2 separate regions of the Mus musculus genome follow, and region 1 is linked to region 2. The links are chromatin loops, found by intact Hi-C in ENCODE. Cell type or tissue: heart. All regions are shown on one strand.

Region 1 (2,500 bases), 140 kb before region 2:
TGTTAGAATCAGTAAGGATGGGGCTGGAAAGATGGCTGAGCGTCCTTATTTGTCCTTGTATGTCTCCTTCATTTCCTACAGTGTAACATCCTCCAACACAGTGCCTATACTTAGCAACAGCGTCTTTTTTAAATTTATTAATTTATTTATTTTTACTTATTCACTTTACATCCCACTCACTGCCTGCCTCCCAGTTGTCCCCTCCCACAATCCTTCACCCATTCCCCCTCCCCTTCTCCTCTGAGTTGGTTTCCCACCCCCAACCACCCTGTCTCTCCCCACCCTGGCACTTCAAGACTCTTCCAGACTAGGCACTTCCTCTCCCACTGAGGCCAGACGAGGCGGACCAGCTAGTAGAACAACATATCCCAACGAAGGCAACAACTTTAAGGATAGCCCCTGCTCCAGTTGTTCGGGAGCCACATGAAGACCAAGCTGCACATCTGCAACATATGAACAGCGGTGGGGCTATCTCTAGCAGTAGAATGCTCTTTGGTTAGTGGTTCAGTCTTTGAGAGCCGCAAGGGTCCAGGTTAGTTCACTCAGTTGGTCTTCCTGTGGAGTTCCTATTCCCTTTGGGGTCCCACAGTCCTTCTTCCTATTCTTTCACAAGAGTCCCCAAGCTCCAGCCACTAGCAACAGTGTTTTGTATACAGAAATTTTATTCAGGGAGTAGATCCTATGGTAAATGCTTTTGTTACAACAACAACATTAATAATAATAATAATAATAATAATAATAATAATGGAAACCTTTGAAAGACATGAATAAGCCATGTTTAGAACATAAATTTTAGTGGTGTTTCATTATGTATAGCTTTTTTTATGTCAATCCTAGTGCAATAAAATGGGCCAAAAGTATACTTTTCTAACATTGTTTAAAGTCTAAATAAAAATTACACATTTTTTCTTTACTATATCTTTGTGGAAACTGATATCATAAGGACTTATTTAAGATAGGGGAGAGATTACTCAAAATAGAAAGATAATTTATTAGTAATCTGAGAAAGATTTATGTATTTCTATTTATGTGCACGACTGTTTTGCCAACATGTCTGTCTGTGCATCATGTTCATGCAGTACTCTCTGTGGCCAGTAGAGGGTGACATATCCCTGGAACTGGAGTTCTAGATAGCTGTAAGCTGGGGAACCTGCATCTTCTAGAAAAACAGCAAGCCCCCAGCCTCTTTATTTGTAATCTTAGTATCCTCTATCATAGATCAGATACTTCCTACTAGTAGCAATTCTTACAAGGAAGATATGTTCAGACTGGACTGAAAAATAAAGTAGCTAAAATATACAGAGCAACCATGCTGATTTATTTATGATGATGACCTACTTTTAAGTTTCTTAAATATCAACAAAGTACTGCCTTTTAAATACATTGTCTATTAATAGTAGTACCATGATCAAATTTTGTAAATGTTTCATCTTTGAAGCAAAAATTTAGAAACTCTCACAAAAAAAATCCCTCAAAACTTTACAACTAGGATGTCATGTAGTATGGTATTACTATAAATAGATATAGCTATTCAAGTGATTTCAAAAGATATCTGACATCAACCTATGGCCTTCACAATATGTACATACATGGGCATGTAACACACACACACACACGTTTTCTAGGGCAGCCAAACACATCTACAAGTAAGCCAAACATGGAGAAGGGAGGACGATTAATAGACTTTGCACTTTGAAGAACAGCAAAGAGCAGGTATCTATCTCTTCTATTTGATGTAGAAACAAACAAAAAAATTGAAAAGAATGAAGCCTTATCCTTCCAAATCAGTTTTTGCACACTTACTTATTCTGGTATTGGTTATTCCCCGATGGAATTTGAAATGCTTATTCATATTTTATCTCCCTAGCACTTCTGCCATATTTTAAAGATGATTAAGAAGCACATATTTTACTCACCTAAAAGAGGAAGTAAGACTGGGTAGTTGTAAGGCATCACAAAGAGGTTTACACAAGTTAAAGTAGTACTCGCTTTCAAATAACCAAATGGATATCCAAGCTCATTATATTTTGAACTGCTGGTAACAAACACCTAAGACGAACGTGAAGAAATGTACAGTTATGACAATAATCATTTTCACATAAAGTCAAACACAGATCAACCCCCCACAGCAACACCTGTGGCACAGCAATTCAAAAATAGACTAGGTATTTTTGCATAGGATTATGTAAAAATAACGTGCTTATGTATGAATATTCAAAGTATAGATACTCCATAATTATCTTACAAGTGAAACTAGGTGATACGGTAACCACTCAGAGATCCCAGGATACATCAGTAAGACCGAAAATTTTGCTTGGTTAGTATAATGATGCTGAAATAGTATTCCAAAGAGAAAGGCCACTTATGTGATTATATAATCCATCCTCACACATACTCCCATCGTCTTGAATTTTCATTCAATAAATAAGTAGAGAGTAACCTATTAGTAGACAGAAACTATTATAAAACTTCCGAGGCAGCTAGGAGATGCTTTCTTTCA
Region 2 (2,500 bases):
TGCCCCCTCCCCCATCTACTGAGACAACTATTTTTTTTTTTTTTTTTGGTTTTTCGAGACAGGGTTTCTCTGTGTAGCCCTGGCTGTCCTGGAACTCACTTTGTAGACCAGGCTGGCCTTGAACTTAGAAATCCGCCTGCCTCTGCCTATACTTTTTTTTTTTTTTTTTTTTTTTTTGGTTGAGACAACTCTTATACCTGTCCTCTTTAAGGTTTTTGAAGAGGATTCAAGGAAAAGAGTCCGGAACCTCTTCCCACTCTGTCAACTGGACTGAAACTGACTTCATATCAACCATCACTGTAACAGTAACCTGTCCTTCTGTGCCAAATGTATTTAGGCATAATTTGCTGTGCAGTCCTCACACCCAAATGCCTCTGTTTACAACAAGCACATAACGATAGCATCAACGTCATAAAAAATAATCCTTCGAGGATCAAATGGCACAGAAAGTGAATAGCAGCCCGCCTGGCACAAGGCGAGAACTCAAGTGAAGTTTATTGCTGGTCAAGACTCCTTCCTAGGAAGCTTCTAGTTTCCTGAGCCCAGGCATGGAACCGTTGCTGGAGGATATCCAAGGATCTGCAGTCTGTTGGCTGGGGACCCAGTACTTAAGCTGCTCCAGTCGCACAGCTGGCTAGGGAAGCCTCTCCTGGCTGACCCAAAACCTTCCACCACGTCTACCAGGGAAGTGTTTCTCTAGGTTTCTTTCCTGGGCCCTACATAGTAAAAACTTCACTTCATTAAGGAACAGTGCCCCCCCCCCCCGCCCCCAAGCTTGCCTCTGAATCCACCCTCACAGGGCCTACCCGTAAGGCACCGTTAATCAAAGAGGGCACTTGGGGAAACAGCAGGCGTGACATGTCCCTGAAAAGCCTAAAAGCTGGTTTAAAACCCCATGCCAGTGTTAGGGACGTGGTGTCCAAGAGCTCTTGGATGACAATGTCCGACCACCCAGATGGGCACTCCCTGCCATCGTGGACTCCCAGCAAGGCCTGGCCAGGTCGCAGGGAGCGGCGGCGGGGTCCCTGAACGAATAGGAGCCCGCCGCTCCTCTTTGCTCCTGGGGCCTGGCTCCCAGGGCACATATGAAATTTGCCAGTTTGTGTGGCCCCAGCCTTGCAAAAAAGAGCCCCGTTACCCGCGCCCGCGCCCCAGGGACAGCCACGCCCTCTGTCCGCTCCGGGACTCACCGCCTCTGCGCCCACGGCTCTCCCAAGCTCACCGGCAACTGCCCAGGGCGCAGGCGCACAGCCGCGTTGAGTACTACAGCTCCCGGCAGGCTCCACGCCGCCCGCCGCTTTTAGAGCCCACTAGGATGCTGACGTGGGGGATGGCTGGGACTCTTCTAGTCTTCCACCTAGTTTCAAGCTGCATTGGAAGAGCTCCTATTTCCGGTCTTATAGCTTTATGGTCCTAGGGGATTGGGTGGGACGAGCCCCGAGTAGTGAGTCAAGTAAGAGCTACTTCCCAACAGCTTTAGATTAATTGATGCAGGTGGGGGAAAAACTTTGTTTAAAACAGCCCCTACCCACTCAGTGATTCCCTCGGGGAGGAGGTGGTTCTTGAGAAGGCATTTTTTAAAACTCAGATTTCAGGGTCCCTAACGACACCCTGGAGAGCAAAAGAGCTTAGAGCCATTTTAATAATAAAAAAAAAAAATTTGGGGGGGGGGATTCTGACTGATCTGTGTTGTCTGTGTGCCACAGTGACCTTGAATATACATCTTAGTTTTTTTTTTCCTCTTGTAAGCTTAGAGCTTCCATCTAGGGAACCCTCCTATTCCTCTCCACCTTCAACAGCCCCCAGTGGTCTCTGAAGTTTGAAGATTAGCCTTCTGGCATTATTTCAAGTCTTCCAATTGGTTCCCTGCTTTTCCTGCCCTTGAAAGCAAACTTTCCCTTCTCCTTTGTCAGTGAGTTGTAGTGAGACTTGGTCCAAGGGCCACTAAATACAATAGTGCTGATTGGGAAAAAATGCTCATTTTTGGTCCGAGGCTGGGGCTATTGGTCTGTGTGTGCCAGAATTTTAGCCCTAGGACTTTGTTTCTGCCTGAGAACCTGTATCTAGACCTGAGTGTGTCCAAGATAGCAAGGAAAAAAGCTGCTTGTTCTTGTTCCTCCTTGATGATCCGGTGGAAGCAAGACAGACATGGGAGGAGCGGTGTTGTTGGCAGGCACTGAAGACAGCTTCATCCAAGCCAAAGTTGTTCTCATTAGCTGAGGCCTGGAGCCCCTGACTCTCAAGTCCTGCAAAGCCACTGTTACTCTTACCAGGGCCCTAGTCATCTTTGAAGGAAGAGTAGCTCATCTCAACCAAGGTGTTATGGGAGCCTGATGATTCTTTGGGTCTGAGAGTCAAATGAAATTGCACAAAGGCAGGACCTATCCCCAGGGAACCCATCTCCATCCTAGAGGCTGCCCACCTATGCTTTTGAGAATTCGAAGGAACTACAATAATAATAATTTTTTAAAAAGTGTGATTTGTTTAGAGAGATCTTGGA

Evidence for each region. Peaks named below come from ENCODE experiments on the same cell type or tissue, not always from the same donor. Only the 100,000 strongest peaks of a DNase experiment are listed, where the experiment ranks them.
Region 1: a loop joins it to region 2, with 2.8 times the contacts of the local background. A loop is called at or near these places in 2 of 42 quality-filtered maps.

What each region holds. Positions count from the first base shown.
Region 1 is chrX:56,488,555-56,491,054 of GRCm38, reverse strand. Ints6l (integrator complex subunit 6 like) reads right to left here. Exons shown (of 17, transcript NM_172779.4): 9 at 1,917-2,049. Among named protein-coding and RNA genes, the nearest start is that of Ints6l, 35 kb to the right of the region's middle. In heart, a CTCF peak has its summit at 1,095 (motif pointing right); no DNase peak of the experiment used is centred here.
Region 2 is chrX:56,345,130-56,347,629 of GRCm38, reverse strand. Zfp449 (zinc finger protein 449) reads right to left here and starts at 1,233. Exons shown (of 5, transcript NM_030139.5): 1 at 1,191-1,233. It overlaps Gm38625 (a long non-coding RNA gene), which reads left to right and starts at 1,234. Exons shown (of 3, transcript XR_878111.3): 1 at 1,234-1,453; 2 at 2,489-2,500. In heart, no CTCF peak of the experiment used is centred here; DNase peaks (open chromatin) are centred at 579 and 1,239; H3K4me3 peaks cover 1,451 bases; H3K27ac peaks cover 1,369 bases.